Regions from separate parts of the Homo sapiens genome. Here region 2 is linked to region 1. The links are chromatin contacts, found by Hi-C or POLR2A ChIA-PET in ENCODE. All regions are on one chromosome and are shown on one strand. The core of a region is the stretch at or near the end of the contact, and the rest is flanking DNA. Distances in the headings are between cores, read along the strand shown.

The links. Hi-C counts contacts between places; a loop is a spot of excess contacts on that map. ChIA-PET counts read pairs that join two places held with the same protein, here RNA polymerase II (POLR2A). Pooled maps may share reads with other maps.
Region 2: a map of PC-9 shows a loop between it and region 1 (5-fold over the local background). The contact joins the promoter of RNF144B here to the enhancer-like site in region 1. A Hi-C loop is called at or near these places in 18 of 168 maps with a recorded cell type or tissue (CD14-positive monocyte, Caco-2, Calu3 and 13 more), 10 of 37 single-sample maps with no recorded cell type and 31 of 50 pooled maps. POLR2A ChIA-PET finds 5 or more read pairs at or near these places in 11 of 52 experiments (A673, CD4-positive, alpha-beta T cell, MCF 10A and 6 more).

The regions. Positions count from the first base shown.
Region 1 is chr6:18,491,516-18,497,887 of GRCh38, forward strand. LOC105374955 (a long non-coding RNA gene) reads left to right here and starts at 5,345. Exons shown (of 4, transcript XR_926549.3): 1 at 5,345-5,491. Within about 2 kb of position 2,081, at least 2 of the 41 ENCODE cell types and tissues checked have a DNase peak (open chromatin) inside an H3K27ac peak, as active enhancers do.
Region 2 is chr6:18,385,923-18,392,018 of GRCh38, forward strand. RNF144B (ring finger protein 144B) reads left to right here and starts at 1,428. Exons shown (of 8, transcript NM_182757.4): 1 at 1,428-1,708.

The sequences.
Region 1 (6,372 bases), core at 831-3,330:
TGTTCCAGCCACTGCAAAAGGGCTCCCAGCATTGCTTCCCAGGAAACATCATGCGTTACACTGGTGACAGTAGCAGCCGCACAGGTTGAATGACCACTGGGGGAGCGGTGGATAGATGCTCACATAGCAGTGTGGGCAGTTATGGCTTTGCAGGACACCATCCCCCTCCACAGGGGCTCAGCTCAGCACGCCTCTAAAGGCCTGAACGGAAAGAATTGTGGGTGGGAGCCAAAGGAACACATTATTTAAGAGAGATTGGTTCTTTAGTTAGAAAATGCTTAGAGATATGGCAGAAAGGATTCTAAATTGAAATGCAGTGACATTCTCATTAGATCCAGGAAGTCTTTGAAACTTTCAGACTGAGTTAGTTGCTTTTCAGGTAAAACCAGTCCCCAAGCCATAGCTGAATTGGTAGTGCAGCATTAGGCAAATAGGCAGATGTGGCATACAAAGAAATACGAAAGACAGCTATGAATGTTGGAGAAGAAAGCTTTTTTCTACTCTCTACCTTCCTTACTTCTCTGGATCCTTCTTTCTTGTCTATTAACAATGCTGTCTCTTGGCCGGGTGCGGTGGCTCACCCCTGTAATCCCAGCACTTTAGGAGGCCGAGGCGGGTGGATCACCTGAAGTCAGGAGTTTGAGACGAGCCTGGCCAACATGGTGAAACTCTGTCTCTACTAAAAATTAAAAAAATAAATAAAAATCAGCCAGGTGTGGTGGCAGGCCCCTGTGACCCCAGCTACTTGCAAGGCTGAGGCAGGAGAATCACTTGAACCCAGGAGGCAGAGGTTGCAGTAAGCCGAAATCGAGTCATTGCACTCCAGCCTGGGCAACAAGAGTGAAACTCCATCTCAAAACAACAACAACAACAACAACAACAACAACAACCTCTCTCCTGATATTATGGCAAAAAAAGAGTTCCCTGAGACTTGGTTTTAGATACAAATGAACAAATGAAGTAGTAGGGATTCTGTTCAATCTAGTTCAGCATCCTCTGTTGAATGTTCACTATGGGTGGGGCATTGTGCTATGGATGAAGGTCAGGGGAGGTGGTAAAACAAGACACAGTCCATATTCCCAAGGTGCTCACGGTCTATGGTGGAAGACGGGCATCTTTTAAAGTAAATGTTACACAAATCAAACTGTAGTAAGTGCTCTAAGAAAGGTATAAACAAGATAGAAAGACAAGTGAAGGTATTCTGACTAGAGACATAGGAGAGATGCAGGAAAGAACTGAACTGGGTAGAAAGATGGAGTAAGAGGGAGTGCAAGAGCAAGATGGCAACAGTGAGAGATAGACAAGGCACTAGAATGTTCTGAGAGTAAACGTCCCCACATAAACACTGCTGGGTTGGGTGGCATGGCAGAGAGCCCCCCATGAATAACTTGCTTCTCTCAGGGTATTGGAATTGGGACAGTTGCTCTTCCATGTTTAGAAAAGTTTAACACCTGACTGAGAGTCTGAGACAGGCTAAAGAAGGGCTGCTCCTCTTTGGGGATGGGGGGGTTCCCCAAGAACAGACTAAACACAAAGGCTCCTCTGACCTTTCACAGTTAAATGACTGTGCCAGGACAGGAGAAAAGTAAGAGTTTTTCCTGGTCTGTCTTTCCTTAGTTAATATTTATCAAGAGTCTTTCCCGGGTGCTGTGGAAACCCCCTGATCACAAGGAATGTGAAGTAAGATGGAGGAGATACAGAAGTTGGTTTTATCGCTTTAAATATGACACTGATGTTTTTCAGAGACCCTGGAGATCCTGAAACCATTCATCTATCAAAGCCTTTCTCTTAGGCCTCTATTCTGTGCAAGCCATGAAAGAACAGGCCTTCATGAAGTCTTGCTTTATATATTTTTTGAGACATGCATTTCTGAAAACTGGACTAAATTATATGCTTGCCTGATTTTGATTCAGCGACTGCCTCTAGAGATGATTGGGTTGGAGTATTATGAGGAATTTTCACAGTCAACAAAGCCCAGCCTAAGAAAAGTGGAGAAATGCAGGTGCCAACCCACAAGTCCTACAGAAGACGAGGGGTGGGGTGTGGAATGTGGACAGGGCAGAAAGTCACATTTCTTGAAGAACTTTATTCACCAGGCACTGTGCTAGGTACTTTAGAGGCAATCCTTAGTCTCCACTGTGTCCTGAATGAAATAGGTGGCGTCCCTATACAACAATGAAGAAACTGAGACCTGAGTGGTTAAGTAACTTGCCTAAGGCTCATCTACTCAGCAACGATGCAGCCATTATTTGCAGGCCAGAATCCAAGACTTACTACCTGCTCAGCTGCCCTGGGGAGAGAGATGCTCTATCAGAAAACAAACAATGCTATTCTTTCATTGTGCTAATACCAGGAAAGGAGGAAGTGCAAACAGTACTACCCCTCCAACAATCTTGCTGCTGCTAGGGCAAGACTTCTCAAACTTTTTTGTCCACCACTGTAGTAAGAAATACATTTTAAAGGAAGACCCAGTGCAGTTGTATATAAATCTTCACATTTTAATATGTGGAATTAAATGAAGCAAGTCTTATGTTAAGTAAGTGGGTAGTGCTCTGACTTCTATTGAAGTAATTTGATCTATTAGTTCATAAAAAAATAAAATGCTGATCCTGATTCTGCAGGTTGGGGGTCGTCTGCACAGTAAAAGCATTCTTTGGGTGTAACAGATTGGAGATTTGTTTGCACTTTTGGACAAAGGAATTTTCACAGCGTCTTTCCTCTTTTGCATTCATTTCTCTGGCTAAGGACCCAAGGTTAACATTTTATGACTTATTTTTCCCATAAAGGCTGTTTGGTTCTATGATCTCCAAGAGCCTTTCACTCTACTTGTGTGTAGGGTTACATCCCATAATATATGCTACATCTTCACGTTCCTGAGAACGAAGGGCGCTAGTGTAGCCCTAATCTGTGGACGACATTCGCACAGACACAGCTCTGAGGGTGTGTGCATATCAGGCAGGTTAACGCTTGAGGAGGGCTCCCTGGTCCTACCCCTACTGTGGGGCATAGACTATTTTTAGATGCAAAAGGTTGGAAAAGCAGTTGCTCATTCCTGTTAAAGTATTACATCAATTTTCTTTTTAAAGGAACAGCTAAACTATATTCTCTAATGTGTACACAATCATAGAGGAATTTCGAATGTGAGAAAGTTGATCATGTCTGCTTTTTAAAAAATTTTCCATTATCTAGGTTAGGTTATATAGATTTCCCCCTTAAGACTTCTGCTTTTTAAATCAGCAATTTTAAACTTCATCCACTGAATTTTTTGCTAGAGTTGGTGGTCCCTGGTGCCATCCCACATAGTGTTGAAGAGGGTTGGGGAGAGAGGTGGTGTTTGATGAGCTGGGCTTTATGGTCTATAAAGGGGACCCCATCTGAATATCATGCTTCCCAGATTTGTGGGAAGGAACCTGCAGGCACAATCTTTTTGAAGCAACTTTGTGTGCTATGACGTGCCGGGCAGATAGAAGCAATGATCACTATTAGATGTGGCGCTAAGAGAAACGCTCTTTATCCTGATGGTAAAAGATGGCAGGCATTTCCACGGCGCAAATGAGGATTGTAACAAGTTGCTGCTCTATACCTGCTCACAAAACCTGTTACTCTATACTTGACCAATAAATCAAACATTTACTGATTCCTTATTATATACTAAGCATTGTGCCAGGTTTTTGTGGAGGCTGAAAAAATACGAGATATGCTCTCTGCACTTTAGGTGCTTATAATTGAGCTTCAGGGAGAATATAAATGAAAAAAAAAGGGGGAAAGTCCATCATTACAGGATGGCATGTAATTTAGTGCTAAATGGTGTGCTGCAGACCATGAGAGAAAAACTGAATGGTCAGAAGAGTCCGAGGAACTCAGACCTGCCTCATGGTCTGTGAAGGAACATCTGTGTTGGAAACCAGAGAGAGGAATGAGGAAGCACCAGAGGTCTGTTTATCTGAAAAAACTCTACTGAGTAACCTGTAACCCTTGGGTTTTATCTGAACTTCTTTGTGGTGTGGATTAAACTCAGGGCTCAAGACAACCCATGCACTATAGCACCGACTGAAGGTCTTGGTAAATAACTTAATTGAAGGACCATGACTTCTGCATCTTGGTGTCTTAGTCTGCACAGCCTGCATAACAAAATGGCTGAAACAATAGTAATTTTATTTTTCCCAGTTCTGAAGGCTAAGGAAGTCCAAGATCAAGGTTTTGGCAAGGAGGGTTTCATTCTGAAGACGCTTCTCTTCGCTTGTAGGCAGCTGCCTTCTTGCTGTGTGCTCACATGACCTCTTCTTTGAGAGAACTCTGGTCTCTTTCCTTCCTATAAGGGCACTGATCCCATCATGGGGATTCTACCCTCATGACCACATTTAAACCTCCCAAAAAACCCCACTTCAAAATATCAATACGTTGGGGACATCAACATATGAATTTTGGAGGGACACAAACATTCAGTCCATAACACTTGGTATGCTCAAGTTGTATGATGGAAAGGAGAAAGGGAGAAGCTTACCAGAGGGTCCACTTCCTCAGTGAACTTTGCTACAGAGAAAGTGCATCCTAGCTACTCTATCCTTATCATTTGATGTGCTCAGTTCTTTCAAGGGCACACTGATTTCAGCATCTTCATCACAGTTGAAATCAAGGCTCTGAATGTTAAATTGGAAGGCTGCTGTGCACCAATTTTTGTGTTTAGTATTAAGGCCTCTTGAATGCATGCTTTTGAGAAATGTATACTGCTCTGTGCAAATCATACAATTTATCCATCAGCTTCCATCATTAATTTAACATATGGGTAGCAGAGAAGCCACTACTCACTCAGTTCTCAACTGACTGCCTTAATGATGCTTTCTCCCCCGTCCTTGGTTCTTCCACTTAGTATTTCTAGTGTCATCTTCCTCCTATTTGATTCTTCTTCACTGCTTCTTCCTCCTTGCTCAGGAAGACATGAATAAAGAAGCAGTGAGTTGTTTGTTTCTTTATTTTCCTGCCTGTGTACTAGAAGGAGCCAGACCTGGTACATTCATTTGAGATAAGCAGGGTTGGGTTGTAGTTAAATGTTTGCAGAGAATGTTCCAAGGAAAACAGAGTATGGGGGTTTAGATGGGGAAAGTGCCCTCTGAGTCAGTATCAGATGAGGCCTCTGTTGTGGTGCTGGGAAGGTGGTGCTTGGGCTATGGAGAAACAATCCCACAACCTGAATAATAGCCTGTGGCCAACAGAATTCTGTGTCTTTTCTTCCAAGTAAAGCCGGCTACTGGGCAAATTCCAACTCGGGTGATCCCATTGTTTTCAACATTAATCATTCTCAGAAATATTGAGTTTTCTAAAGTGTTTTGCCAAGGCGGCCCTTGGAAACCTGTCTATGCTTCTGGATGAACCAACCTAAGTCACATCACTCCAGATATCATGGAGGATATCCATATGGTTATATGGAATCATAGAAACTTGTGGACGGAGGAGACTTAGGGATTATCTAGTCCAACCTTCTTGATTTCAGGTAAGGAAAGCAAAGCTCCCTGGCTGGTATCTTTTGCCAAGTGGCAAAAGAACTGGGCCTCTATCTGGGCTTCCTGACTCTCACTCAATTCATGGTTCTGTTGAATATGCCCTGGTTTGGAAAGTCTATGTTTTGTTTTGTTTTTCTGTTGCGATAGGCTTCCTTTGAGGATTGCCTGGTATTTTAGCAAAATGCTGGGAATTTTACAAGCTCATGGTTTAATAGCCAGGGTTGGCATTGATTTCACCTCTAGCAGAGCTAGTAGCGGATATAGAGGTGATAAATAAAGCTTAGAAAATGTGCTGGGATAAAATCTGTTAAGTCAACAAAACTAAAGCCATGTTTCATTCAAGACTGAATTTTGTTCTTAATTCATTCTGGGGTCAGACTGGAACATAGGCTTTCCCTAGGCAGTTTTCACGGGCAATGGTATGAAGAGCTTCTCTGTCTTTAGGCATTGCGATATATATTGAGGGAGGGGAGGGTATGGTATTAGAGAGAAGGAGAGAAGGAGAGAGCAGTGTAGCCAGGAAGGAAATGACATTTATGATTTGTGTCAAGAAACATATTTTTCTTCTCTATTATGGTCTTTTTATTGAAATACAGGTTATCTAACATCTTAAGGCTTCCTCTGATAAGAAGGAAAATAAAGATTAATTAACAATGTGTTTTATGGCAGGTTGTGTGTTCATAAAAGGTCTTTTGACGGGAAGCCAGGAGACCAAGTAGCCTCAGCTGTACCACTAAGAAGTCAAGAGCACCCAACAAGTCATTTCTACGCCTTGACCTCCAGTTTTGATTGTTTTTTTTTTTACTATGTTGCCCAGGCTGGAGTGCAGTGGCACGATCTCGGCTCACTGAACCTCTGCCTCCTGGGTTTA
Region 2 (6,096 bases), core at 178-2,677, 110 kb before region 1:
GCAATGGCGCAATCTCGGCTCACTGCAGCCTCTGCCTCCCAGGTTCAAGCGATTCACCTGCCTCAGCCTCTCGAGTAGCTGAGATTATAGGCACCCACCACCACGCCCAGCTAATTTTTTGTATTTTTAGTAGAGACGGGGTTTCACCATGTTGGCCAGGCTGGTCTTGAACTCCTGACCCCAGATGATCTGCCCGCCTTGGCCTCTCAAAGTGTTGGGATTACAGATGTGAGCCACCGCACCCAGCCCAGTTTCCTTATTTTTAAAATCAGGTTATTTGCTAAAATAGCTAGGAAGACTTTTCAAGCTCAAATATCCTACCGTGGGTTCTTTTATCATCTTATTGCCCCTGTCCTTTTTCTCTTCCTCCCTGACTGGTGAGCTGGTCCTCCTACCTGCCCTAGCATGGCACATGTAGATACACTGTGTTATTCAGCACTTTGCTTTGACCTAGAGGTTTTCTTCAACTTGGAGGGCTGAGAAGCAATGTTTGCTTGTGTCGTTTGGAATGGTGCCTGTTGGCGTGCACAGATCCTTTCCACAAAGGGCCTGTGAGTCCCTTCCTTTTAGGAAGCACATTCCTGACAGTGGTTGCAAAAGTAGAGAGGGATTGCAGAGTGAACACAGATTCTTGTGTCAGAGCGACATTCCTAAATGGCAATGTTCAGCAGACTTAGGTGATTGTGATCTATGGGGGATATGGGGAATGAGTAGGTATGCGATTCATTATGAATGTCACACAAATGAAGTGTCCAAGGGTTTGGAGCAAGGAAGCACTTCATAATACCTCACAGCTTCTGGATTATTTTGTTACATTTTTGTTTAATTGAGGGTACAACCAGTTAAGTTACAAAGCACTTCAAGTGAAATCATTGTTTCATCAAGAAGTGTCTGTATTTTATGAGGTAAACTAAGATTATTCCCGATTTGATTCACAGGTATTCTAATTTCATCATTAGATGCAAAAGGACAAGTGAGGTACAAGCTGTTTTTTGATGAGATGTGCATGGGAAGTGTTTCTATAAAACAGTTGTCTGCCACGTGGGAAGGCAGGTCTGGGCTGTTAGAAGTAGAAGAAAGAGATTTAAAGAGCTGGGAAGGAGGGAGAAAATAAAGAAAGGTGGCCTGTGAGGATATGTACAGACAGAGAGGTAGCAGGCGCTTAAGGCCAAGAGGTGAGCTGTCCCTGTCTGGGCAGAAGAAGTGCGCTAGGGGCAGCTGCCTGCACCCCCTGCTCTGAATTCCTGCAACAGCGGTCCCAGGAGAACAAGAGACAGGTCCTGACAAGCAGTAGAGTCGGTGCAGCGCGCCCGGGTTCGGATAGGGTTAAGGCCAACACCTGCAGCTGAAGTACGACCCACATGGGAAGTAGGAAGTGCGGCGCCTGAGCTTCCTGTATAAATAAACGCGCTGCTACCGCTGCTGGCGAGCTGTGCCCCACGCTCCCGCTGCAACAGTCCCGGGCATCGCAGCTGCCAGTCAAGGCTAGGAGGCGGTCGGGGACTCCGCCTCCTCCCGACCCGTAGGTCTGGGAGCGCAAGTCCTGTTGCAGTCTTGCAAAGTGTAAAGCTGTCAGCCGCAGAGCACGGAGGAAAGACGGAGAGAATGGAAGAGCTCCTGTCCGGTGTGCCAGCAGCCCGGACTGGCGGTGAGCGCGAGGGAGGCTACTGAGAAGCCCGGCGACGGAGGAACGCAGGTCTGCTGCCAGGTAGGTTTAGCGAGCTTTTTAAAGGCTACAGGCGTTGCAAGACCGGAATGGTGTTGCTGGACTAAGGAAAAAGGACAGGAAACTCACTGTGACACCACAATTTTTCGATTTTCTGTCTCTAGTGCTCAAACCATACAGAACTGAATTCATTCTGAATGCCTTAAACACCTGTTAACTTAGAAGAAAAATGCCTTTGTTAAAGGAAAGTAGTTTCATTTCTAATAAAACAGTTTCTATAATAGAATGTATTGTAGAATCCGAGATTAGACCAGACCTCTCCCTAGGTCTTAAGGGGAGACCAAAAGTTGGCATAATCTCGGATTATGCATTATAGTGCTTATTTTATCAGGTAATTGCTAATGAAACAGTGAAACTCTGATACTACGAGAGCCATTCTCAAATTTAAGTTAAAATCGAACTGATTGTCGTTTGTGCAGGGAAAAGGTAGGTATCTTTTGCTTATTCTTTCTAAAACACCTTTTGTTTTTCTCATGAGTTTCAAGGATCCTGCTGTAAGTCTACTCCTCATGCATATACACTATTCACATAAAGATTTCCCAGAAATTAATTCCCTTCTCTGGGAAATGTTCTTTTTTCATGTTCTCATAACAGACTGTCAGTTTCATATTGCTTTCTGCCACATGTATCTTATCAAAACATTAGCTCTGAGGTTCTTAACAGGACTATCTCTGCTCTTCCGATTTGGCATTTCTGGACGTTTATTTGAACATTGAGAGGTATAAATTAAATGGCAATGTATCTAACATTTCTGAGGAAGCAGATTAGGGGGTGTCTGTGCCCAGAAGCAAAATAAATGAACTTTGGGATGACTCAGTTTTTAGGGTGTGGGTAAGAGGCAAAAGGAACCTAGCCAGTCCTAACTGAGTTGCTGGCTAATTAGAGTATCTGTCTGCCGCAGCTTTCACTGAAATGAGCCTCTTGGTCCCTTTCACATCAAATCCCTCTGTGAGTCCCTCCTTCTCCTTAGTTTATCTTTCCTTCACAACCTGGGTCCTTTTCATGGACAGCAGTGCCTTAAATACTTCTAAAACTATCCTGAGGGGGAGAAAAACCTATAGCAGATCCACAAAGCCACTTGTAGATAATTGTATTATGAAATCCAAGGTCATGGTTTCACACAACTCCTGCTCTGCCCTTGCACACCTTTGACTGGCATTTTTTTTTTTATTTTTGTCGTGGGCATAAACTTAGAAAAGTGGGAAAGGGAAAAACCTCAGTTTCAAAAGTAGTCTCTGACTAATTAATTATCTTGATTAAAAAAAGGTAAACATATATAGTGAACGTGAAAAAGATGTTGAGTAGTAGAATTGGGTTGCTTGGCTTTTTATTTAAAACAAACAAAACTCAACCAAAAAAACCCCCCAAAACCCCAAACAATCACCCTAGATAACTTTCTCCTACACTACTGTGCTGGAAGTCGGGCTTGAGTGTGGTCAAATCCTGCCCATTTACCCAGAGTTTTACAAATATTTACAGTCATCTATGCCAAATATCTTTGTGCTGAGTCCCAAAGAACATTCTCAGCATTCAAAAGGCCCATTCTCATGAATGGTTTCAGTTCATTGGCAATTTAAAGGCATTCAGGCTTCCAAACTAGGTCAGCTTAAGACATGTCTTTTTAAAATAATCAGTTTTTGGGTCTCAGATTATGAACCAGGTTTTTGGAGCCAAACTCTACAGCAGAGAGAAGAGTATGCTCTCTCTGGAAAGAAAAAGCTTATTTTATCTACCTGGTATGACCATTTAACTTCCTGAAAAACGTCTTTCTCCTCAGTAGTATGAATATTTTTCATCTGAGGAGGTGCACTTAAAATTTCCTTCTTGAAAAGTCATTTCAATATTTTAGACGTTTAGAAACATTTATATGTATGTCAGAATCCTTTCTCCGAAGTGTTTCTGCTAATCCTGGCTTCTTTGTTTCCCCTGGCCTTGACTTTATGACATTACTTTCTTGGAGAGTGAAGTTTTTAGTGTTTGAAATCTCCAGTTTGAGATAGAGGTCAGGAATCATGCTGAACCCAGATGTTACTGAAGGAACAAAGTCTGAGCAGTTTTGGGACTAAGCCTACTTTGTACAACTGATTATTTTGGATGTGGGAAAAGGGCCAAGCTGCCAGACAAGTCATGCTTTTCACTTGGACTTTGGGGAATAGGTATCTGTAGCCATTGCTCCTAAGTACTGAAACATTTCTTTCAGGGGTGCCTACCTTAATTTATAGAAGCTCCTTACCTGAAACAAATGGTCAATATTTTCAGCTTGTGAATTTCTGGAAGTGAATACAGATGAGAACCAGGCCTTTAATATTTTCTCTCCTCCAAGTACAATCAGAAAAGTTATCCACTCTACTACTGAGTGACTGATTTGCTAGGTGCTAGGTTAGATGCTGGGATATAAAGATGGCTAAGATGTGGTCTCTGTCCGGAAGAAATTCTCATAAGGTCAGAAGTGACTTGGGTCTAGAGTGGTAGTTCTGAATTCACATTGCTTTGCCAGATTATAAAAAGTACTTCGATGTTTGTCACCTCGATCATCTTAATTTTCTTGGTAGTGTTACCTTGACCATTTGACCATTAAGAGGTATATGACACCTAAGTTAATTTATGTAAATATTTTAATTCATAATTTTTACCTTTAGGTGTATGTGGGAGGTCTTGGACTAAAGTTTTAGTTTTATTAACTTTGGCATTTGCTATTTACCCAGTCGGTGAGTACTTTGGAACCTAATGCATCATACCATAGTTGTTATTAAAAAATGGATAACTATATATTAAATGAGTAAAAATGACCAATGCTTCTGCAACGTGGAATGAGGATCTTCTCATCTATGAGCAGATCTCTTTCTTGAATTCAAAACACAGCAATCTAAGTGAAATAGACTTTTCTTATTCATAGCTGGAGATACTTCTGATCACATGGCTTGGAGTATTTATTAAGAGCATACTTTGAAAGCCATGTCCCATTGTTTTCTAAATCTTTTGAAGTCACGAGTTTGAGTCCCAGCCCTTCATCAACTTGTTCTTTGTTTTTCTTGGGAAGATAAAACAAGACAACTCGTTTCTGTCTGTTGAACTTGTGGCTGAAACCATAAACCCACACATTCTCCTGCATATGATTATATGAAATCCTCTGTTGAAAACCTCCTCAACTAGTTGACTCTTAATAAGTAGGAGCTGGGTTTAATCACCTTTACATCCCTAGCACCTAATGTGTAGAATTTGTTCTTTGTGTGTTGACTTTGTTTCCTTCATGATAAATTCCTGTTATAGGAAATTAATTGGCAAAGACATACAAAAATCTACACCTGCACTTTGCTCAGGTGGGGTGAAGATTCCTCTTCCAAACTGGTTTCCAATTTGTTTCTAATTAAAATTTCTATATGAAACTTTTAACTTTAACAGGAGGGGGTAATATTGGCACATGCTTTTATTCATTTGAAAAAAAATTTTTGATTTAGATATTCGTGCTTTAGCGGCTCTGGTTTTCTGGTAATGTCCTGACCCAAGAAATCAGCCTGGCTCTTGCTCTATAAGGCTCTTTGAAATACCACTTCTCCTTGATTGGTCAATTACATCATTGTCTGACCTGCCTTTAAGTGGCGTTCCTTCCTGCTTCTGAGCTTTGTTGTTATGCCAGGCATAGGGAAGAAAATTATTTAGCAGGGCTGTGTGAATAATTGTGGGAGGCAGGGAACCACTGATTAAAACAGGAGTGGGCAAGGCACAGTGGTGATATTGAAGAGGTAGCTACCATGATGAATGCAAAATTGCCATGCCAAAAATATCATTGAGCTGTTATTCTCATATTCACTCCCACCTTCTTTGATAAGTTTATATTGTTTGGAAAACTGGGAATGGATTTCTACCTCTTGGGCCTTACCCTGTAGGGTAATGAGAACATGGAAAGAAGGCAAGAAGAAATGTGCTTTTAAGAAAAAGCCAGTTGCGGTGGCTCATGCCTGTAATCCCAGCACTTTGGGAGGCTGAGGTGGGCTGATCACGAGGTCAGGAGATCGAGACCATCCTGGCAAACACGGTGAAACCACATCTCTACTAAAAATACAAAAAAATTAGCCAAGCGTGGTGGTGGGCGCCTGTAGTCCCAGCTACTCGGGAGGCTGAGGCAGGAGGATGGCGTGAACCCAGGAGGCGGAGCTTGCAGTGAGCCGAGATCGGGCCACTGCACTCCAGCCTGGGGGACAGAGCCAGACTCCATCTCAAAAAAAAAGGAGCAGCAGTTTGCAAATGTTAAAACTAGATGTGCCAAGGGCCAGGCGCGGTGACTTACGCCTGTAATCCCAGCACTTTGGGAGGCCGACGCGGGAGGATCACGGAGGTCAGGAGATCGAGACCATCCTGGCTAACATGGT